3 separate regions of the Mus musculus genome follow, and regions 2 and 3 are each linked to region 1. Evidence: chromatin loops called from intact Hi-C (ENCODE). Cell type or tissue: heart. All regions are shown on one strand.

What was found. A loop is a pair of places that touch in the nucleus more often than their neighbours do. Peaks named below come from ENCODE experiments on the same cell type or tissue, not always from the same donor. Only the 100,000 strongest peaks of a DNase experiment are listed, where the experiment ranks them.
Region 2: it touches region 1 in a loop (7-fold over the local background); 24 of 42 quality-filtered maps call a loop at or near these places.
Region 3: it touches region 1 in a loop (2.5-fold over the local background); 10 of 42 quality-filtered maps call a loop at or near these places.

Annotation. Positions count from the first base shown.
Region 1 is chr12:55,395,140-55,403,139 of GRCm38, forward strand. Psma6 (proteasome subunit alpha 6) reads left to right here and starts at 3,686. Exons shown (of 7, transcript NM_011968.3): 1 at 3,686-3,852. The coding sequence starts at 3,777. It also overlaps the pseudogene Rpl18a-ps1. In heart, a CTCF peak has its summit at 3,688; DNase peaks (open chromatin) are centred at 2,592 and 3,612; H3K4me3 peaks cover 2,854 bases; H3K27ac peaks cover 1,798 bases.
Region 2 is chr12:55,488,362-55,496,361 of GRCm38, forward strand. Nfkbia (nuclear factor of kappa light polypeptide gene enhancer in B cells inhibitor, alpha) reads right to left here and starts at 4,286. Exons shown (of 6, transcript NM_010907.2): 1 at 3,939-4,286; 2 at 3,309-3,417; 3 at 2,759-2,969; 4 at 2,410-2,498; 5 at 2,045-2,305; 6 at 1,048-1,608. The coding sequence starts at 4,165. The coding sequence ends at 1,561. It overlaps Gm36634 (a long non-coding RNA gene), which reads left to right and starts at 4,934. Exons shown (of 3, transcript XR_381610.3): 1 at 4,934-5,985. In heart, CTCF peaks have their summits at 3,680, 3,979, 4,183 and 6,911 (motif pointing left); DNase peaks (open chromatin) are centred at 2,930, 3,690, 4,310, 6,930 and 4 weaker places; H3K4me3 peaks cover 2,692 bases; H3K27ac peaks cover 2,460 bases.
Region 3 is chr12:55,443,061-55,451,060 of GRCm38, forward strand. No RefSeq gene overlaps it. Among named protein-coding and RNA genes, the nearest start is that of Gm36571, 14 kb to the left of the region's middle. In heart, a CTCF peak has its summit at 4,122; DNase peaks (open chromatin) are centred at 301, 3,851, 4,151 and 7,451; H3K4me3 peaks cover 436 bases; H3K27ac peaks cover 3,285 bases.

The DNA.
Region 1 (8,000 bases):
GAATCCAGCTTGTATTAGATCAGATATCTGGGAACTATTGTAAGTGGAGTTTAAATTCAACTTTAAATAGAATACTCTTTTTTTAAAAATGTGTATATTTACATGAATATACCATGTGCGTGGGGGTGCCCTCGGAGACCCTATACCCTGGAGCTGTAGTTACAGGTGGTTGCGAGTTGCCTGACATGTGTGCTGTGTATGGAACTACCAGGTCCTCTGGAAGAGCAAGTGCTCTTTTTTTTTTTTTAAATATTTATTTATTTATTATATGTGAACACACTGTAGCTGTCTTCAGACACACCAGAAGAGGGCATCAGATCACATTACAGATGGTTGTGAGCCACCATGTGGTTTCTGGGATGTGAACTCAGGACCTTCGGAAGAGCAGTCAGTGCTCTTAACCGCGGAGCCATCTCTCCAGCCTGAGCAAGTGCTCTTAGCCACTGAGCACTAGATCCAAGGGATTTATTCTTTTCTTTCTTTCTTTCTTTCTTTCTTTCTTTCTTTTTTTTTTTTTTTTTTTGACAGTCTCAAGTTTTTATTCAGTGGGTCTCTGTGTCTAGAAGAAGGTGTTGGGCCTCTTGGTGGTGAAGCGTGGCTTGTGCTGGCGCAGCAACACGCGGTGAGGCAGTGGGAATTTGATCTTGGAGTAGTGGAACTGCTTGACAGCTGGCGGGCGCTACTTGCCAGCTGCAATCTCTTCCACCTTCATGATCTGGATGGAGTGGGCACGGGCACGGTGTCGGGCACCCATGTCTCGGTAGCACTGTGTGACTGCACCAGCAGTGGTCAGGTCCCGGTACTCCCGGTACATGTTGTGTGTGCCACTGCGGGAGTCATAGCGCAGCCAGATGCCAAAGTTCTTCACGCGCAGGGGTGACTTCTCAAACACCTGTCCGCAGTACACAATCTCCCCTGATGACTTCTTCATCTTCTTCAGCTGTGACACAAAGTACAAGAAGCGGGACTTGGCCACCACATGGTTGGGCGCAAAGATTCGCATACGGTACAGTGGTGGTGTATGGCATTTTGGGGTTGGCAAGCAGCGCCCCACCACCTTGTACTCCCGAAGTGTGCCCGAAGCCTTCATGGCACTGCGTGCTCGTTCACCGCCAGTCACAAAAGGCGGATTTAGTCTTAATTTATGTGCTCCAAAGGATTAACATGCTCATTCAGCAAGTATTTATTTATTTATTTATTTATTTATTTATTTATTTAGGTTTTTCGAGACAGGGTTTCTCTGTGTAGTCCTGGCTGTCCTGGAACTCACTTTGAAGACCAGGCTGGCCTCGAACTCAGAAATCCACCTGCCTCTGCCTCCCGAGTGCTGGGATTAAAGGCATGCGCCACCACGCCCAGCTATATTTATTGTTTTATATATGCTAGGTATTGTCCCCGTTAAGCTGTATCTGTGAGCAATGTTGTGGAATTCTGTCTTCTTGGCACTTAGAGTAAGAATGGAGGGATGGCAAGAAGTAAAGGTTTTGTTCTGGCTTTCTGGGTGTGAGCAGCCCGGAACATCAAAGACTGTGGAGAACCAGACAGTGTGGGAAGGTCTGCACAGGAGCCAGCAGGAGCGCCACAGGTTTCTGGAACAGCAGAGCTGCAGATGAGCCTGAAGCATGTCAGAACCAATGCTTCTCAGGCATCATCAGCCTAAGTCCACCCCCTGCCCCAGGTTCTCTGTGGGCATCAGGATGGGGCCAAGGCTGTGGTCATCTCTCACGAGGACAGTGAGGTACTGCAGAAGCTTAGCATGAGCAAGAAACAGGACAAGTTGCCCAAGATATGTGATGCCTTTTTGGCCTCCAAGTCTCTGATCAAGTAGGTCCCGATACCCTGGGTCCAGGCCTAATTAAGGCTGGCAAGTTCCCTTCCTTGCTGGCACACAGTGAAAATACCGGGCCATATTGACGAAGTGAAGTCCACAATCAAGATGAAGAAGGTGCTGTGTCTATTGTTGCTATTGCTTGAGGATGAGGAATGAGAGGTCTTACAACACCCACTGGGTTGTCTCTTTCTTAGTACCATTACTCAAGATCTGGTAAACATCCAGGTCTTATACACCAAGAGCCCTGTGCCTGCGTTAGAGCACATCCTACCATAAGGTGAATAAAACTAAGAATTATATAAGGAGCCAACTAAGACATCAGGAGCAGAGAGAGGAAATGCTGAAGATTTGACTGCTACAAGGTGTGGGCTCTAAATACAAAGAGCAGGAACTGGAAGGAAAGAGATGAGGAATCCTGGTTTTGCCTATTTTGGGTAATGAAATGTCTGTTTATTCTGATGGAGGCAACTAGGGAAAATTCAGCTTCAATGGACAGTGCAGTGCAGCCCTAGATATGAGACATCTGGATTCTAAGGTACTAACAGAGGGCTTCCCCTAGCAGTCTTACAGAGAACTTCTCCGTGACTGTTCAGGCAAACTGTAGGTGTTATAGTACACTTGGCTGGGAAGACTGAGAAAAGTACGCAAAGGTCAGGAGTTAATCCTGATGTAAGGACCTGAGCTAGAACCAAGGGACAGCAGCTCTTATCAGCACACTTGGGAATTGAAGCTGGAAAGTACCGGGTGTTCCAGAGCGGCTGCTTACATGGGCTATTTTCTTAACCCGTGTTTCAATCTTGGATGTTGTACACCCTACCCCCACCCCCAGACAGCCTTCTTTTTCCTGTGTAGCCTTACTGTGTCCTGAAACTCATTCTGTAGATCTGGCTAGCCTTGAACCCAGAGATGTCTCTGCCTTCCAAGTGCTGGGATAAAAGATGTGTCCCACCACACCTGGCTTATATTTTTTTCTAAAGGAAGAAAAAAATTAGCTCGAGAAATTAAAACTTCCTTATGAAGAATCTCTTCAAATGTTTTGCTTTAAAATGGGTGCTTTTAGAGAGAACGCCACAGATCTGAATATTTCAGTATTACATCAGTAAATTGTTATAAATATTGCTGTAAACAAAACTTTTATTTAGGGAGGGGGGAATAGCTTAATAATATGCTTCGATTTTTATATTCACTAAATAGGGGCTGTGCCCTAGGGTGCACAATGTGCAGAATTTTACAGTTTGAAAAACCACCAGTTTTCCAGGAGTTGCTTCGCCGCCTTGGAATTACTCTCCGGTATCCAGCCACCAGCAACGATCTTGCTCATCATCAACTAAGACTGCTCAACCTCTCAAGTTCCCATCTCTGGGCCGCTGTCCAAAGGAAAGTCTTGCCAGACTAGAAGAAAACTTTTGTTATTTCCAGTGGCTTCTTCCACTAACCCTCTTTCAGGCCCTACATTTAAGGGTGGCTGTTGCATTCCTTTCTCCCCCAAAACGTAGGAAGAGAAGTGGCTGGTAAAATGAAGGTTAGGAAGAACAAAGCCAGACTCCGGGAAGACAGGAGAGCAAGTACAGGCGCCCAAACTGACTGCGAACGCGGTGACCATACTGTCTCCAGAGGTCACAAGTAGGCAAAGGACAACTGCAGGCACCTTGAAAACTTCCTCTTTTGGCCACTCTGATCTCCAGAACGCACTAACGGCCGGCTGCGACCCAGAGCCACCACCCGGAAGCCCGCGGACCGCAGGCCGGGCGCGCGAGGGCCCGCCTACTCAGGGGCAGTGCTTTGGGACGTCCCGTCCCCACCGGAAACACCGCCAGTCCCTCACCAGAGCGGAAGCAGCTCCGCCGGTGCTCCGGAAGCAGTAGCCATAACTTCCGGGAGGGGGCTTGGGTCCCTGGTGTGTGTGCTACGGGGTGCAGACTGTGTTTAAAATAGCAGGAACGCCATGTCCCGGGGTTCCAGCGCCGGTTTTGACCGTCACATTACTATCTTCTCTCCCGAGGGCCGACTCTACCAAGTAGGTGAGTGACTCAGGGCCTCCTGCGGGACCTCCGAATTGCTCTGTCATGCTTCGGCCTGGAGCGAGCGGACGCGGCCCGAGGATGGTTCGGGGGCTCGGAGAAGGGCCTGAGCCAGGAAAGCAGCAGGATCGAGGTCGGGCCCGCTCTCGTCTTCCCAGCCCGGTCTGCAAGCGGGCTTGGAGGCTGAAACCGAAGCGTAGTGCTCTTCAGGAGCGCCTTACTGGCCAGACACAAAGCAGTAGGGCTTTGCACTGTGATGCCCGCCTTCTGCCTTTCGGAGTCCCCCGTAGCTCAGCGATTCTCAATCTTCCTAATGCTGCGCCCCTTAAATCCAGTTCCTCGCGTTGTGATGACCCTCAGCCATAAATTTGTTTTCGTTGCTACTTCAAAACTATGTTTTTTTTGTTTTTTTGTTTTTTTACTTCAATGAACGGTAATGTTTTTTCAGATGGTCTTAGGCGACCTTGTGAGAAGGTTTTGGTACTGGGGGTCGCGACCCACATGTTGAGAAGCACTGTTTAGCATCAGTCTACCTGGAGCCTGAGTCTTCCCTTCGCTGAGAGTGGTTGGTTCTTTAACCATCCAACTTAAATGCACACACACCACACACCCTCAACCCTCCTCTGCAGTATAGATAGATGACTTGCTTTGTGGTCAACTCTATACAAGTGTGTAAAGCCCTACCAGACACTGCTGGTTCTAGAAAAGAGATCAATGTCACTCGTCCCTACTGAAGCTGACTGCTTAAAGGAAGTGACAGGAAACCAAACGAATAAAAAGAGAAGAGTTCAGTATATGCAAAGTTCACAACTGAGAAATAAAAGAACAGCAATGAACTCCTCTTGAAGTTGGCACCCCGATTTTAACCCCCACCTGTAAGAATGCTTCTATAGTTTAAAAACTGGTTCTCAGTCTAGTTGAGGCACGGTGTGTTAGTCTTTACTAAAGGAACAGCTTTAATGGACGGAAACCTGAACTTAGCATCAGTTACTCCATGTAACAATACATTTTGGTAAGTTGAAGTCGCGGCAGGGTTTGGTCTAGGATTATAGGACAGACTTTTAAGCTCTTGCCATAGAAAACTTAGTGTCAGAAGGGCGAGACATACATCTGGTCCATGATAATTTTATTTTGAAGTTTTTTATCTCAGTGTCTTGACAAGGAGAGTCATACTATCTTGGTTGGAAATCCTAGAGTTGGCCTATAAATGGAGTTCTACTCACCTATATGCTTAGATTATTGTTTGAGTTGTTGCTTTCCCTCTTTTACTCAGGGCATGAGGTAGGCGTTGCTGAGAAAAAAACTGAAAGAGCAGTGTGAGCAAGGAGGAGAGTGTGCAGAGGTCAGGCCTTGCAGGCACACCTGGACTACCATGCCTGCTGTGCCTGCTGTGCTCCATACTAGCTGGCCTGCCACCATAGAATCTTTGCTCAATTTCTGTTTGCAAAATTGGGCTAATAATTCCTTCTATTGTGTTTTGAAGATTTAAATTAAGCAGTACATATATTGCTTATTGTGTGCTATTATATATTGAGTACTTGGTATAACAGGATGCCTGTTTGAAACTTTGACTTAAAAAATAATCTATTCAATTAGTCCCTCTGTAGATACAGAATCCCTTTCTTTGGGTCCATCCTTCTTAGTTTGCTAGTGAAGTATATTCACAATATTGTAATTGCTGTGCATTAGACTAAACTTTAGGTCTCCCAAAGATCCAGAATCTAAGAACTATAAAAATGCAAACTGTTAACCTAGATAGCTGTGGAATAATATAACAAACTGGGGTGGTGATAGGGGAAGTAAGAATTAATAGGATGTTCCTCCTTTGCCATACTTTAAACATTTAATTCCCAACACCAAAATAAATAGTCTAGCAGTGATCAAGGAATAAATTTAAATTATACTACTAAACATAGTTATAAACATGATCTGTAATTTTAACAGTACCAGTTGGTAGACTTTTAAGGAAATAACACTTTGATAACTATTGACTTTTTTTTGGTTTGGTTGGTTTTTTGCTTTTCTTTTAGACCTTAAAATAATAATTTAAAAAAATTACATTAATCTATTTTGTGTATACAGAAGTCAGTTCTCTCCTCCCATGTAGATCCTGGGAATCAACTCAGTGTGGTGTGTGTGTGTGTGTGTGTGTGTGTGTGTGTGTGTGTGGCTGCTCGCCTGCCTGCCTGCCTGTCTGTTTGAATTCAGGTTCTCTGCCAGAGTAATACACTCTTAATCCTTGAGCCATCTCTCTAGCCTCTGAAATTTTTTTTCTTAATTAATGTGTGTTTGTAGGTTGTGTTTGTGTATAAGCATGTGCTAGGAATTGCAGAACATGTAAGTTAATAATTCAGTTTTTAAAAAATTATATTGTATTTGTTGTCTGTGTATGTGTTTGTGTCTTCATGTGCATATGTGTATATATGTATATGCCCATCAAAGGGCAACTTGGGAGAGCTGCTTCTCTCCACTGTGTGGGTCTTAGGATTGTCCTGTCAGGCAGTGGGTGCCTTTAATCTATGAGCATCTCTCTGGCCATAAAGTTCTTCCTTAATGTGTGTATACAAATTGCATTTGTATAGGTGTGGTTAAGAATTAATAGAGCAAGCCGGGCGTGGTGGCACATGCCTTTAATCCCAGCACTCGGGAGGCAGAGGCAGGAGGATTTCTGAGTTTGAGGACAGCCTGGTCTACAGAGTGAGTTCCAGGACAGCCTGGGCTACACAGAGAAACCCTGTCTCAAACCCTGCCCTCCTCCCCAAACAAAAGAGCACATTAGTTTAAAGTTTAATTTTAAGGTTTGGGTTGCAGCTTGGTGTTTATAGCACCTAAGAAGATGGGGTGGGGTACAGAGGAAGAGGGAGGAGACTGTTAATTATATGTATCTACACACATACATGTCTACACCAAAAACTTAACAGGCTCAACACTGTTATAAGTCTCATATTCTCTCCTGTGCCAGTTCCAAGATTGCTAATGACCCCACTTTTGAAGATACCTGTTTTAGAAAACAAATATTCGGGAGTTATGTAAAATGATTTTGTAGCCTTCAAATTTAGGGAAACAGCAGAATATCTCATGATTTTTGCTGGTTTTTGTTTGTTTGTTTTTGTTTTTTGATTTTGTTTTTCTGAGACAGGGTTTCTCTGTGTAGCACTGCCTGGCTGTCCTGGAACTCACTCTGTAGACCAGGCTGGCCTCAACCTCAGAAATCCACCTGCCTCTGCCTCCCAAGTGCTGGGATTAAAGGCGCGAGTCACCACCGCCCGGTGATTTTTGCTGTTTTTTAAAGGTTTATTTTTAATTATATGTACGTGTGTGTAGGTCTGCACGGGGGTATATGCACTTTAGTACAACTGTCTGCAGCGGCCAGGAACATTGGATTCCTCTGGAACTGAAGACTGAGTTGAGTGTTGAGCTGCCTGATGTAGTTCATGGGAACTGAACTTGAATCCTCTGCAAGAGCAGTAAATACTGTTAACTGCCGAGCCATCTCTCCAGCTCCTCATCTCTTTTCTTTCCTCTTTCCCTTCTTGTCTCTTCTTTTCTGGCTTTGTTTGTTTGGGGTTTTTTGTTGTTTTGTATGTGGTTTTTCTAGACATGGTTTCTCTATAACAGCCCTAGCTATCCTGGAACTCACTTTGTAGACCAAATCAGCATCTTTTGGGTTTTTTGTTGTTTTGTATGTGGTTTTTCTAGACATGGTTTCTCTATAACAGCCCTAGCTATCCTGGAACTCACTTTGTAGACCAAATCAGCATCTTTTGGGTTTTTTGTTGTTTTGTTTTTTGTTTTTAAATAATCAAACTTTATAGGCTATTTGGATTTTTCATTTTAACTTTTCAACTAATGTTTATCTAGAAATAAGAAATTATATTTATATGCCCAAATTCAATATGGCATTTTAAACAAAAGTGTGAGTGGGAAGTGTTAAATTGTGTTGCTACTTACTAGCCCCCCAGAGTCACTTGTACAGGCTTTATAATGTGTGTCCAAAAGAGGAGGGGGTGCTGCCTGCTGCTGACACTGAGCCATTCATTCCCTGGTACTGTTTGCTTGTCCTGAGCTTTTGACGTAGTAGACATAGTACCTTCTATAGTTAGCCTGCTTCCACCCTAATGTTTCAGAAATGAAAAGTTGAAGAAATG
Region 2 (8,000 bases), 93 kb after region 1:
GCAGGAATGGGACATGGCTGGCTTTACCCAGTTTGCAGTAGTGCTTTTTATATAGGAAAGACACACTGGGTGTTGGCTCCCTTTTGGTATAAGATGAAGATGAACATCATATTTACTTGACATCCAATGTGGATCCAGAACAGAATAATGAAGCATAGAAAAGATACTTTCTTAGCCATAAGCTAAAGCACATCAAATGTATTATTGTACATTCATTGAATGTCATCATCTCATTCCTTCCTACCAAAGCAAGACTCTGTCCCCGGGACAAAGCCACTACCTACCAAGCATCAATACGCAATCTTCACAACTTTCTGACTTATTGTGAAATCTGCTTTGGCAGTAGAATTAGAACCCTGAGCTGAAGATTCTTCAAGCTTGCTCCCCGAGACCACAGTGATGAGATACATGGCCTTCTGGTTAACAGTCTGACAAAGAAGGTTCCCGATAAGTGAACCCGCTTCCTCTCGGGGTGTCCCCGCACAAGCTGTTCTCTGGATTTCTTGCTTCCCCTGTGAAACACAGGATGTTGTACAATAGCTGTATTTTTTTTTTCAGCATTAGATGCCTGGCACTGTCATGTGTTTTAGCCTTATGCAATGTCTACAGCAGCCTAGTCAATGAATAAGTCTCAGCGGTGACTATCTCCTAGGAGGTATGTCAGGACAGTACCATTTCCAAGCCCATGTCCTCTCTTGAGGATTTTCCCAGCTACATCAAGCTAACTCAGCAAATTCCTCTTGTTCCAACTAAGTTCTACAGAGACTGGGTTCCGGAACAGCTTAAATCAAGGAGAAAATGGTACCAGAGCCTTCAGTGACAGGCCAGGTGGCTTGCTGGTGGTACCCCAGCTAAAGGCTGGCATTTCCTGTCACCTTGCAACAGGCTCCCTCCCACACAGGGGCTGGAGGCTGCTGTGAAGCTCGGCTCTCACGTGAGAAGCTACTCTGTGAACTTCCTTAGCTGGCTGAAAACATTCACGCCACCCCCTCCAGCCCCCGATCTTCAGGAACAAGCCACTCAGAATAGCAAACGAGCGGGACAATGCTGTCTGTAAAAATCTGTTTAATAAATATACATCTTAGAAGTACCAAAATAATTACCAACAAAATACAACATATACAACATTTACAAGAAGGCGACACAGACCTTAGTTGGGGGCGACTTTTAAGCACATGCCACTGAACACCTGGCTCTTACATGGGAGGACACACTGGGCTCACTTACTAGGTCTATGGTGGTTCAATCAAAAGCACAATAAATAAAACGTGGTCCTTTCATTAGGTTCTGGAAAATCACCTCCCCCCCCCCCAAAAAAAATCCCACAAACATGAACCTTAAGAGACATTTTCTTTGAATTTCAGTGATCTGTTTCCCCGGATTTCACAAAGACAACAGCCGAATCACCCCAGTAAAATGCCTGGGTCTAGGCGCTGTGTGGTGTGGTGCTAAGTATACCCTTTCTCATTTTTTTTCTTTTTCTTTTTTTTTTTTTTTTTAGAAAAATAAAACTCTATTTGTACAAATATACAAGTCCACATTCTTTTTGCCACTTTCCACTTATAATGTCAGACGCTGGCCTCCAAACACACAGTCATCATAGGGCAGCTAAAACAAGAGAGGGGAAAAAGACATATTAAATTCCTAGAACTTCACCAAGACATTGGGATAAGGGGAGAGCTGCTGCTGAAATAACTCCTATTCTTGGGCTCTTTTTCTCCTTAACCCAAATAGAACAAGGGCACCAGGCTGTAGGAGTTTCCCTTACCTATTCTTTCCTTAAAAAAAAAAAAAGTCTAAGCTATTGAGGGGGTGGAGCTTAATGGTTGAACGTGTGCTTATCACCATGTGCTAAGGCCTGGGTTCAATTTCTAGAATTCCCTCATTCCTCAACCCAAAAGGGTAAGCTCTTAAAACAAACCAGAGACAAATTCTTGGGATCCTGGCTTTGCAAGCCGAGTCTGAGAAGTTAAACAACTGAAATCCCTCTGATCCAAAGCAGCCCTAGAACAGCCGTCAGCGTGCTGAGGGGAGGAACACTCACCTCATCCTCTGTGAATTCTGACTCCGTGTCATAGCTCTCCTCATCCTCGCTCTCGGGTAGCATCTGGAGATTTTCCAGGGTCAGCTGGCCCAGCTGCTGCTGTATCCGGGTACTTGGGCGGCCCCAGGTAAGCTGGTAGGGGGAGTAGCCTTGGTAGGTTACCCTGTTGACATCAGCCCCACATTTCAACAAGAGCGAAACCAGGTCAGGATTCTGCAGGTCCACCGCAAGGTGGAGGGCTGTCCGGCCATTGCAGGGCTCCTGAAACCAAAAGCAATCAGGCGTTAGTTTACGGCTGCATCTGGAAACCTGCTCACCATCAGAGCCAGCCCAACAGAGATTAGGTGGAAGGGAGATGTACTCACCTGAGCGTTGACATCAGCACCCAAAGTCACCAAGTGCTCCACGATGGCCAGGTAGCCGTGGATAGAGGCTAGGTGCAGACACGTGTGGCCTGGAGGAGGAAGACAAAAACTGTAACTACGTGTTTCAATCCTCACACAACTCATGTCTATTGTCTTGAGGACAACCACAAACATCATCAGTTTTGAAGAACTCAGAATCTGGGTTCTGAGTGAATATCATATAGGCATCGAGGAGAAAACTTTTTAAAAAGATCACAGTGTCTGAACTTTGTATACGTTCGGAGTTTAAGACTCAAGTGGCCCCATCTCTCTCCCTCCTCTGCATCCTTGGATGGACTGGCAGACCTACCATTGTAGTTGGTGGCCTGCAGGACGGAGTGGAGATGCTGGGGTGTGCAGGTCTGCGTCAAGACTGCTACACTGGCCAGGCAGCCCTGCTCACAGGCAAGATGTAGAGGGGTATTTCCTCGAAAGTCTCGGAGCTCAGGATCACAGCCAGCTTTCAGAAGTGCCTCAGCAATTCCTGGCTGGTTGGTGATCACAGCCAAGTGGAGTGGAGTCTACAAATGGAAGAGGAAACAGAAAGGGATAAGCCATGGAGCAAACCCATAGTCTTGAGTTTCCTGAACCCCAGACACCTCCCGCTATGGAATCTGATCCTCCCATTTGTCTCTTAGGAGATCAGGCAAACAGGAGGCCCTAGGTGGGTCATAAAGACCTCACTAAACCCAAGGGATTTTTCTTCTGGTTCTAAGACGTTGGCTGATTTGAATGCAAAAGGCCAAGGCAGATAAGAACTAAGTGACTATTAATTTAGAAACGCTTTGGGGGCGACCGTGCTACATCTGACTCCACCAAGGGGTCAAAGAGGGCACCCGCGGGGCAAGCAAGCAGCGCACCTGCTGCAGGTTGTTCTGGAAGTTGAGGAAGGCCAGGTCTCCCTTCACCTGACCAATGACTTCCATGGTCAGCGGCTTCTCTTCGTGGATGATTGCCAAGTGCAGGAACCTGAGGGATGACAGGGAAACCCCCCGAGGGGTGGTGAGCACACTGCGTGGGGGGGGGGGAGGCGCGGGCTGGAGGTGGGGTTGGAGGGGGGATTGCGCAAGGCCGGGGTTTCTGGAGGCCGCGGCCGCGGTGTTTTCCGCGAGGTTATTATGAGCTGAGTGTTCCTGGCAGCCGCCCAGGGACTTTCCGTGCCCCACCCCCTCCGGGCGGGCGCCGGCCAGACCGGCCCGCCCTCCGCCGCCCGGAACGCCCTGTACTTCCCCTCGCGGCCGCGCGGCGCCCGGCGGCTGCGCGCCACCGCTGCCAGGCCGGGACTTTGCGTCCTCGCCGCCGCTGCCGCCCCGCCCCCCCCGGCCTGCGCTCGGCGACTCCGGGTCCGGGGACAGGGGAGGAGGGGGAGGGGGGAAGACAGGCGGCCCGCCGCAGCCCCGGCGCCCCGCAACCCCGGCGCCCTCGCCGTGCAGAACCCCGAGCGCGCTGCAGGCCCCGCGCGACCCCCACCGGTGCCCGGCGCCACTTACGAGTCTCCGTCCTCCGTGAGCTGCTGCTTCCAGGGCTCGGCGGCCAGCGGCGCCTCCTGCGGCTGCAGGCGGATCTCCCGCAGCTCCTTCACCATTTGCTCGTACTCCTCGTCCTTCATGGAGTCCAGGCCGCTGTCGTGGCGATCGTCCACCAAGCGCTCCTTCTTGAGGCCATCCCGCGGGCCCTCCATGGCCCAGTCCTGGCCGTGCCCAGCTGGCTGAAACATGGCTGTGCGGGGCTGAGCGGGTGCAGGCTGCAGGCTGCTGGCGGCTGGCTGGCGAGGTCTGACTGTTGTGGGCTCGGCAGCGCCGCCGCGGCGCCCTATAAACGCTGGCAGGGGATTTCTCAGGGGCGGGGTCAGGCGCGGGGAATTTCCAAGCCAGTCAGACTAGAAAAAGAACTGGCTCGTCCTCCACTGAGAAGCCTAAACCCAGGGCCGGGGTTCATCGGAGAAACTCCCTGCGATGAGCCACTGGGGTCATGCACAGGGAACTTTTTGATGAGCCCTGAGTGGCTGGAAAGTCCTCCCGACCAGGCCCCCTCCCTCTAGGTACTTCCCTGCAGCCTGCACTCAGTAACCCCAGCCCTCTGCAAGAACCCTTCTTTCCCTGGGGTTTCCCACCGGGCGATTTTGGTTTGGGGTCCCAAGCTGCGCAGCTTCCAAGGACGCAGACCTGCTAGGCTGTTCCTCTTAGCGATTTGCCAGTTTGCAGGTCTTTTCCGGTTTTTGATCTTTTTGAAAACCCAAGAGTGGAAACGCTGGCTAGGTGCAGGGATTCGCTTCTCCTAAATTTCTGCGACGACGGACATATGAGTGGTTCCGGGGCCGGCTGTGTTTTGTCTGTTCCAGGCCCTTTGCAATGCAGGGACATTTGGCTGTCCTTCACTCCTACTCCATGAAGCTGTAAAAACTTTGGCATTAAAACAAACAAAACCACCACCACCACCAACAAAAACCAAGAGCTTGGAGAACCCCTAGATTATTTCCTAGGGGTCAATAATCTTGCCCCCCCCCCCGGGGGAGGGGCAAATCCTAGCTCCGTATGGGAACCACATTTTTCCCCAAGTAATGCAAGCTGTTAATCTTAGTAGAAGTTGTAGTTTCCTTGCAACCGCAACTGTTGCGTTCTTGCTGTCGGAGTTAACTTGTTGCAGAGAATGAAGCCGGAGCTTATTGTGAATGCCTAGCAGAGCAATTGACTTAGTGCCCTAGCCAAGGCTGGCCTCTCAAACATAGCTAAAAAAGTAACTGTGAGGTATCCTGCAGGAGGCTCAAGATAGTCCTAACACAGACCCCATCTGAAACCTGCTGCTTCTATCAGCTTCCTTGCTCCCAAGGGACCGCGGCATTATGGGTAGCTGCTCCCCCAAGAAAGGGATTTGGGCCTGTGAGCCTCTAGTTTAACCGGCAAAAGTACAAATGTTACTTCCACCCCACCCCTACTTAGGGAAAATTAAAGCAACGTGGATCAGAGTTTGTCAGACCAGATCCAGGAGGCCTCTCTAGTTCTGCATAGATTTCTGGTGAGATGTGAATGATCTTTTTCTTAATGAGCCTTATGTCAGCTTTCCTCTCTTTGGAATTCCAGCGCCTCCCCCTGAGTATGCATGTGAAGACACTGAGGGAAAAGATTCAAAATCCAGGAAAAACCAAAAAGCCTCCAGACAGTAAGGGCCAGGTTAAAGTTAAAACTTCCTCAGCGAATTCTCCTTTTCCTCTCAGTGGCAAGTTGGATCTGCAAGTGTAATTGAGTGGGACATAGTGAGATTGATCATGAGCAGGACATCTCAATTCCACGCTCTGCCTTTCATTAAATACATTAGTTGGAGAAGTCACTTAACCTTTTTTTTTTATGGTATACTTGCTTTTATAATAATAAGATTGGATCTGTGCTGGTGGGGTGGTTTGAGACAGGGTTTACGTTGTAGGCCCGGCTGGTCTGGATTTCACTGTGTTGTCCCTGTTGACATTGAACTGTTAGTAGGACCTCTGCCTCAGCTTCCCCCTGAGAGCTGGAATTGCACGTCAGTCCTGGAATATTTAAGGTACTTTGTGATATCAGATGGGCATCATTTGTCTAGAAATACACGTCTCTGCTTGGAAGTATGAGTGTGGACTTTTGGAAATATCACAGTATAAATTTTTGGAGGAACCCAGCTTCGTATGCATTATGGTTAGTTCTCAGAAGTAATATTGTAAGCTAGGTGCGGTTCCCATTTTCCTAAAGAAGAAAACAAAATACTTAGAGATGTACCCAGGCCCCCTAATGTCAGTTCGTCTAATTTCTACTACAATATATTAATCATTTTGGTAAAGTATATGTTAACCCTTGGAAACACCTTGCAAAAATGAGACCAAAATGTAGTATAATTTGGAATACACTAAAAGTATTTAGCCTAGTTTGAGGTCAATATGGGCAACATAAGACCCAGTCTTGAACAGCTCCCCAGCCCCCAAATCTGTCTTCCGCTTGGGAGATAAAGCAGAGGATAGGTAGTTTCTCATCTGGAGATAGTTCTTTAAAACTGCAGAGCAGGGCTGAAGGAATGGCTCAGCAGTTAACAGCACTAGCTGCTATTCCAGAAAACCTGAGTTTGATTCCCAGCACCTACGTGGTGTCCTGCAACTCCAGTCCCGGGAGATTCAGCACCGCCAGGCACCAAGCATGAGGGTGGAACACATACATACATGCAGGCGAAACATTCATATACATAAAAAATTAAGTAATATAAAATTTAAGCAATGTACCCTATTGTAATGAATATATATATATGAAGTTAAAGTTTGTAAAAAAAAAAGCCACAGTATGGACTCAAAGCCCCATCTATAAAGGATACTGCAGAAGGTGACTTGGGGCTGCAGGTATAAAATGAAGGAGTATGTATATTTATGCCTCCTTGGGCTGTCCCGACAGCTTCAGGCCTTGGCATCAACTTCGGTATTGTTTAGTGTGACACCTAGTGGCAGGAGTCAGGCTCAAGCATTTCTGGGCTGTCACAGAACCCTTTGAAAAAATCTGGGCGGTGCTGAGGCCGGCTGACTTGGCCCTCCCTGGGAATTCCCTAGGAGTTACCTTCTGTTTACCTGCAGCTCAGGAACACTGTTGACTTACTAAAGTGAGCCAACAGGCTTTCTTTCCATGCACGGCTCCATATAGCTTAAGTCAACAACACCACAGCTCAGCAGGATTGTGTGTGGACAGACAAGAAGGAAGATGTCCAACAATGAAAGGGTCTGGCTTCTTGGAGGCGGCAAGTGAACTTGTGGATCCTTCCATGCTTCAGTTTTCTCCTCATTGTCAAACATTTATCTAAGCTTAACACTTTTAAACTGTCAAAGCTTTACATCACTGTTTTGGAGACAAGGTCTCACCATTGGGTCACAGCCAGCCTTGACCTCCTGAGTGCTAGGATTGCAATCGTCCGACACTGTGCCTAGCCCTGTCTTGGTGTTTGTGAGCTCAGGGCTGGGGATGACCTCAGGGCCTCTTGCAAAGATGATAAACACATAGTTTACCACGAAACTACACCTCAGTCTTTTGTTTTTCCTTTTAAAGCAGAAGGCAAAAATAATATCTTGTACCTTGTAGCAACTTAGTGTAGGCTGGCCTCAAGAGATGACAAGATGGCCCCACAATGGTCCCGGACTGGCTATGGACTGAAGCTCCTCTGTGGGAAAGGGATGTTGTCAAGGCAGATGAGACTGGATAGTTCATGAATCCTCCTGGGTGAAACTAAACTTCCTCCCTCAAAGGAGCTTTTGTGCAAGTTCAACCAGGTGGTCCAACCTGCCCCACCCCATCCCCCATGGGCAGACTGGCTTGGGTCAATTGTTTTAGGCAATTATTCCTAACTTGTTTTAGTCCCAGACAGGAGCGCGCAGGAATGAGACAACCCATGCTGGTGCAGCTGGGCTGGAGAAGAGAGGAGCAGGAGACCTAGAAGGGGCAAGCATGGTAGAAATGCACAGTGGCCAGCCCTGATGTGACAGTGTGAATGCAGATGTGCAACTCTGTCTCTAACTCAGGCTTCTGTGGTGGCTAGCCTCCACCCTGTAAGAC
Region 3 (8,000 bases), 48 kb after region 1:
TGTGACACTTACACTGCTGAGTATAAAGTCTGTCCTACCCCAGACAGCTTTTCTCAGCCAGCGCCGAAGTACTCATGGCTAGCATGGCTGCTGCGGCTGCTGCTGGCTTTTCTTAGTGTCTTGCTGTTCCCTCCTGTGTTAGGAACTAGCCAGTTGGGTGTGAGAGTAGCAACCTTGTTCCCAAGGCACACTCTGTAGCCCTGTCTGGGCCCTGCCCTGCAGGACTCTGGCCAGTTGACAGTTTGGGAAAACCCCTGAAGGAGCGAGGGAGGGAGCAACAGAAGCTGCTGCAGAGGTGGGAGGGGAAAGAATCACTGAGGGCTGGCACCCTCCTTCCCTTGAATGATCTCTGGCTTCCTGCCCAGGCTGAGGCCAAGTTTCACTCCTGGGCCTGGCTGTAGGCTTCTCCCCTTGGAGTGCCTGCTTCACCCTACACAAGTGATTCCCCATGCCCACCTCTGTTCTCTCCACTGCAGTCTGTGCCATGTGACCTTCCCCCTATAACTCTGCAAATCCCAGTTCATCAGCTCGTCCATTGCTTTCATGGAACTACCAGGCCCCAGAGTTGATTCCTCCCTCCCTCTTGTGGTGCTTGGGAACTGGCACGTCCTTCACGTCTGTCTCAGGAGGTCACACCCATCTCTAATGTTTGTGGATGGTCTCTCTCTCTCTCTCTCTCTCTCTCTCTCTCTCACACACACACACATCTAAAAGAAAAAGTTCTAATTACAAATCCCTCTAGACACCTCCCACTCAACAATGTCCCTGAAGACCAAGTAAAGAAGCAAATACAACCAGTTGCCACATTCTAATGGACCGAGGGATGGGAAAACAAACAAGACAACAGTGAGTTGCAGAGTCTCAGGGAGGGGGATGCACGCTGAAGTATGGAGTGCTGGATCTACTGAGGGTGTGGCTGAACTTCACTGCACTCACTTCTGAAGGTTAGCGGAAAACCCACTCCAGACCGTGTCCAGGAGAAAAACATCCTTGAACTACTCCAGACTACAAAGCTAAAGCAGAACCAGCTTCCTTCTACACCTGCTCCAATATGCAGCTGTCAGGGGTGGAGAGGCCAGCGGGTGCTTTGAGCGCTGACGGGAAGAAGGCAGTGATCATCTACATACATGATGGATGGACATGACCTGAGACAGACGGGAGGGATGCATCATGAGAGGGAGGCATGCATCAACTCTATGTCCTGGTGGATTCATTAAAAACAAAAAGGGGGTGGAGATCTGATGAATTTAAACTTGCTGGCTGGTGTGGGGGAGACCCACCTGGCATAGACTACATTGAAGGAAACAGAGGCAGGTGTGGGGATCAAAAGGAAGTACATCAGTCAGTGTGTGTGTGTGTGTGTGACAGACAGAGAGAGAGAGACAGAGAGAGACAAGGAGAGACATAGAAAGGGAGAGAGACAGAGACACAGAGCACTGTCTAAGGTCAAAGACAACTTGCAGGAGCTGGTTCCCTTTATACTATGTAGGCCTTGGAAACTGAACACAGATCCCCATGCTAGATCTGTGCCATCTCCTTGGCCCTGTTTTTGACTTTATTAACGTTGTGTATGAATTCTTGCACATTGCTGCAGTGGTGGTGGAGGGAGGGAGCTGTGTAGACTAGGCTCTCTTTTCCACCATGTGGCTTCTGCGGATAGTGCTCAGGTCTTCAGCTTTCCAGACAAGCACCCTTTACCCGCTGAGCCATTTTGCTGACCTGAGATTGGCTTTTGTAAATCTAAAATCCTTATAAATTAATATAAGAAACACCATTAAACCGGGCAGTGGTGGCACGCACCTTTAATCCCAGCACTTGGGAGGCTGAGGCAGGTGGATTTCTGAGTTTGAGGCCAGCCTGGTCTAAAGAGTGAGTTCCAGGACAGCCAGAAACACTGTCTCAGAAAGCAAACAAACAAACAAACAAAAAGCCCACAGCATGCTGGAGAGACAAGTGAGTAGCCCGACTGAGAGACAATAGAAAATATCCCCACATTGGGACTTAGAGACATCTAGCAGATGATTACCAGGGAAGCCAGGTAGCTGGCGTTCTGGATCCAGAGAGTGCCCCATGGAAGAGTGACCCCTCGAATGAGGCTTCCTAGTGAAGCGACATATGACAAGTAGATGACATCATCAAATTGGGGCTTACAAACACCCAGCAGAAATCAGCTGTGGACGATGAGGTGGTCAGCTAGAGCGTCCATTCAAGCTTTCTCTCCTCATAAATTCCCATGGCTGAGCCTGTGCTCCTCACCCCCACTGCAGGCTTTTTTTGGGGGGGGGCGTTGAGACAGGGTTTCTTTGTATAGCCCTGGCTGTCCTGGAACTCACTTTGTAGACCAGGCTGGCCTCAAACTCAGAAATCTGCCTGCCTCTGCCTCCCGAGTGCTGGGATCAAAGGCATGTGCCACCACGCCTGGTTCCACTGCAGGCATTTTTAATGTATTTATTTTTATTTTATGTGCATTGGTGTTTTGCCCGCATGTATGTCTGTGTGAGGGTGTTGGATCCCTGGAACTGGAGTTACAGACAATTGTGAGCTACCATGTGGGTGCTGAGAATTGATCCTGGGTTCCTCTGGAAGAGCAGCATCCAGTGCTCTTAACTGGGGAGCCATCTCTCCAGCCACACCACTGAAGGCATTTTTACATCACAAGATAAACACAGTAACCCCTGCTGGAAATGGTTTACCTTGTAACTGTTCTCAAGGGCACAATGTTTCATTTGGACTGTCTTGCGTTAGCTCCCTTCCTGTCACAGATATCCGGACAGCAAGTTCCAGAACAAAGAGTTTTGGAGGACGCTTTGAAACAAATATGTTTGGGTCTGAAATGGGGGTCAGGGGAGGCAACCCCATTTCCAGAGTTGGCCTGTCAGTGAATGAAATCACACACGCCAGCTTACCAAAAGGATGCCCATCACACCCTTAAATATACACTACCCACCACAGGCTACTTTTCAGATCCAATGCAGATACCACAATGACTTGTGGCTTCAGCTTGCATAGGCTCATGCTTCATTCCAATTCAGTGTGATTCAACCGATTCAGGATGAAAACCAGTTGCTTTTATGAGCTGGCCTTGCCACAGGGATGGAGGCTGGTATGCAGGAAGGGAAGGACCCAGGAGCGAACAGCCTGAGGTGAGGGGATGCTAGCTTTTTCTCAGTGCCTCCCAAGCTGGGAATTTGTCTCAGGAGCCTGACGTGAAGATCCAAGGCAAATGTGCAGTGCTCAAGCTATCACTGGTACTCTGCTCCGTGATACCTACCCTCGGGGGACCAGAACACAGAACAGTGATACAGGTTCATCTCTAAAGAGCTGCCTTCCTGATGCTGGCCTGACCGATATCAGGTTCTGGCCTACACAGCTTGTCTGTAATTTGGGCAAAGCTACTGGTCATTCAGGTGAACAGAGCTCAACACCATCTGAGCCCTCCCCTCCCCGCCCCCACACCTCTGCCAGCTCCTGGTGGCTGTGTGCAACAGTCTTGACCCCAGCAAAGTGTCTGGGCTGAGGAGGGAAGAGCAGAAAGCTTCTTCCTCTAGAGGGTTCTGTCCCTTCAGAGCTCTATGTGGTGACCCCCACCCCGCTTGCTCCTCTTCCAAGGATCCTGAAAGAAGCTGAACATGGCCGCCCTCCTAGGATTTTAGGTCAAGTCCTTAGCTGGAGCCAGGCAAGGACTGGGCCTGGCTCCTTTGCAAGGCTGACTATAACTCCTCCCATCTGCTCTTGGCCCTTCTGTCCCCACACCTCTCCACAGTGTCTACCACACAAAAAGAGGCAAGCAGGGAGGCGGGTGAGCTGGGAAACTCCCGTCACCCGGCTGCCAGCTGAGTATAATTAGCCCCGCTGCTTTCACAGAGACAACACTGTGTGCCTGCCAAGGCCAGTGCTAGCTATCTGTGGCTTGTTGGCTGCTTGCTTCTCAGGGCATTTACGCCTCCAACCTCCCTTCACTAGGAAAAAAAAAGCAAAGGCTGGGACAGAAGGTTACAGTAACAGAGACGCCTGGAGCTTGAGGACAGGCCCTAGACCTAGTGGAAATCTTAGGGTGGTTCTTTCTTCAGAGTCCCCCTCAGCCCTTCTGCCGCTTCGCCACTCATAGAAGTGAACAGTCAAGCAGGAAGTTGCGTGCACGTCTACAGCCAGCAGCTGCCTTTCCTGGCGGAGGGTTCTTGTAACAGAAGCCTCTTGGGCTCTTGGGGGCTGGTCACTGGGCCTCAGCTGTCCCAGATGACAAGCTTCAAGTGGTTTTTGCTTTTGAGGAACCGACTGCTCAAGCCCTCATGGACCTCTAACTGACTCGTGCCCCAGGCCTCTGCTGACTACAGCTCTATCTATTCCTTTCACACACTCCGGCTTCCACCCACTGATTTCCATCCTGGGCTTTGTGTCCAAGGAGATGTTGGTTAAAGCATCGTTTTGCTCCCCGAACGACGCTAGGCTGTGCTGAAACTTTGAGGGGAGGAAGGACAGCCGGAAAACATGAATCCTGGCTTGACAATGAATATATGCACTCTGCCCTCCCCTGGGACCCTGGACATCAAGTAGTACATCTGCATTGCAAGTGGACAGTTTTCTTTCTTCTTAAAGATTGATTTGTTTATTTGTATGTGCACGTGTGTGTGTCTGAATGCGTTTACCTACACCGCATGCGTTCTGGTAGCCGGTGGAGGCCAGAAGGCATTGGATTGCCCTGGAGTTTTGGAGTTATAAGTGGTTGTGAGCAATTTGATGTGGTTGCTGGGAACTGAACCAAGGTCCTCTGTAAAAGCACTAAGTGCTCTTAACCACTGAGCTGTTTCTCCAGCCTCTGGACAAAGCTTCTTGTTCAGCGGGCAGTGGTGGCACACGCCTTTAATCCCAGCACTTGGGAGGCAGAGGCAGGCGGATTTCTGAGTTCGAGGCCAGCCTGCTCTACAGAGTGAGTTCCAGGACAGCCAGAGCTACACAGGGAGACCCTATCTCAAAAAACAAAACAACAAAACAAACAAACAAACAGCTTCTTGTTTCTGCTGAAGGCTCTAGTTACCCACACCTGCTAGAGGTGCCGGTTTCTCCAGATTTCTTAGCCACTTCTCGGGCTTCCATCTGTTTTCATCCTTGAGTCCCTGAGTGATGACTCTAAGACCAGTCCCTTCTCCACTAGCCTTTCCAAACTCCTTGGAGATAAACATTCCTTAAAGTTCATATAAGGTGCCATCATGTTCTTGTCCCAAACCCAGTGGGATACTACAGTCTCGACACTCCAGTCTCATGTCAAAGCTTTTCCCCTTTAGCCCAGGTTTTCTTTGCAAGCTTGTCACCAGCTCCTCTCCACACTGGCCAATTTATCTTTCAGACTGACCATCTGTCTACTTATATTTATCGCAAACCAAAGCAGATAGAGATGGGACAAGGACAGAGAACAAGGAAGCAATTCATATGTCCATTGACAGACCTTGATATATATATAGGGTGACTTTGAACTTCAGAAAGATTTTGAGGGATTAGGGAGCTGGCTCAGTGAGTAAACATGCTTGCTTGTGCAAGTCTAATGAGTTCAATTCAATTCCTGGTACCAAGGAGACAGCATGAACAACTATCTCAGGTCCAGAGAGAGCAGTTCACAACCTGCTGCCCATCCCCCCTCCTCTGGCTCTTACATTCTTTTCGCCCTTTCTTCTGCCATGCTCTTGGGTCTTTGTGCAAAGGAGTGATGCAGAAGGCCCCTCTATGGCTGAGCACTCATGGTCACTTATTCTGAGCACTTTGATTAGTTACCACTCTCGACCTTAACTGCTGCCCAGATTTGAAGGAGCCTCTCTGGCCAAAGCTGAGAGCAGTGTAGCTCTATGTTGCTTCCTTTGCTGTGATCAAACATCATGATCAGGATGGCCTAGTTGGTCATCAATGGGAGGACAGGCCCTTGGTCCTGTGAGGTTTCTACGCCCCAGTAATGGGAATGCCAGGGCCAGGAAGTGGGAGAGGGTAGATTGGTGAGTGGAGGGGGGAGGGTGTGTGCGGAGGGGATAGGGGGTTTTTGGAGGGGAACTAGGAAAGGGGATAAAATTTGAAATGTAAATATAGAAAATATCTAATAAAAACAAAACAACAACAAAAAAGTCTTGATCAAGAGCAACTTGAGCAGGAAGGGTTTTCTTTTCCCTGGCTTCCCCTTGCGGGGAGAGACTTATGAGGTCTTATCCTTAGCTGAGGAGCCAATGGCAGTTGATGAGGGTGTGGTCTCTGGTAGTGTGCTTATACTCCAGTGGATGAGCTTATACCCATTCATTTGGTTAGCATTGGTTGGATTCAATGAATTATAAAAGAAAAAAAAATGAAGATGGGAGGGAGACACATTTGGGGAGACTTAAAGGGAGTTGGAGTTTGGGGAGTGGTTCATGAACGTAATCAGAATATATTCTATTTATGAAAATTCAAATAATAAATGAAAGATTATATACATAGGTACATGTGCGTTATATGTGTGTGCGTGTGTGTGTGCATGTGTAATTTTTTTTCTTCTGCCTCTGCCTCCCAAGGCCAAGTGTTAGGGTTAAAGGTATGTATCACCATGCCTGGCTACTGTCCTATTCTTAAGTGGAAATCTACCCATTTTGTGAGTACTTAGGAATCTGGTGCATTAAGGAAATATTTGCTAAGTGGAAGACAATCTTAATTAAGTTTTTCATATTACAATTTGTAAATGTTGGGCTGTCAAGATGGTTCAGAGGGTAAGAGTACTGACTGCTCTTCTGAAGGTCCTGAGTTCAAATCCCAGCAACCACATGGTGGCTCACAACCACCTGTAATGAGATCTGACGGCCCCTTCTGGTGCATCTGAAGACAGCTACAGTGTACTTATGTATAATAATAAATACATCTTTTTTAAAAATTGTAAATGTTGTTCATAAGTGCCACTGTCTTAAAAGGGTGTGACAGATGGGAAGACTGTAGTGATGAGAACTTGGGGCTGAGGATCAGGCTCTCATTGGCTGTGTCGCCTTAGGCAGGAGGAGCTATGTCTCAGAGCTTCAGTACTCCCCCGCCCCCCACCCCAGATGGGGAGGATTCTACCCCCATCTTCATGTATCCTGGGACCAACACAGCCCTGACACCTCAGCCCTGACAGACCCTCCGGGTACTCAGTTCATAGGCACTGCTGTTGGTTCCAGCGGCCAGCCGGCCTGGCACCCGATATGGTTTCTATCTCTACTGTGGGCCTGCTTGATTGCCTCCTGCCTCTGCCCTAGCCAAATGCCATATAAAAGGTGTAAGGACCCATACAGCACCACCTGTAACAGTTCTCCTTCCTGTGTGTGGTGCTGCCATGTGCACGTATGGACTTGGGATGGGCTGGTGAGTCTAGCCTTCAGGCAGCCTGGGAGGGTACATGACGTTGTGAGCAGATCACCAGCCCCTGGCTGCATGGAGAAGTGCTCTTAACCTCTGGCTGACTTTTGGGATTGCTCAGTGGGCATTTCAGATCATCAAAGATCAGAGGAAGGGAGGAAAGGGAAGCCTATTCATTTCCTCCCGAGCCCCGCCCCCACTCCCCCCACGGTCGCCCAGACTAGGCTCTGACCCCAGAAGGGAGGTTACTGCTTCCCTCTTCTCGGGATTCCATTTAGTAATGTTAGTGTTGCTACGATCAAGCTCATGCCGTTGCGCGCACGCACGCGCGCGTGTGCACACACACACATACACACATTGCTTCCACACACTCTTCCAACTTTGTAAACAATCCCTTTGTAAGACAGGCTATCGTAGCCTGCACTGCTTCTCAGTTTCATGCAGAACAAAAAATAGATTGTCCTGGGTCTTATATAGGCTTACCGCTTCTCTCTCTCTCTCTCTTTTTTTTTCCGAAACAGGGTTTCTCTGTGTAGTCCTGGCTGTTCTGGAACTCACTCTGTAGAGCAGGCTGGCCTCGAACTCAGAAATCCGCCTGCCTCTGCCTCCCGAGTGCTGGGATTAAAGGTGTGTGCCACCATGCCCGGCCGCTTCTCATTATT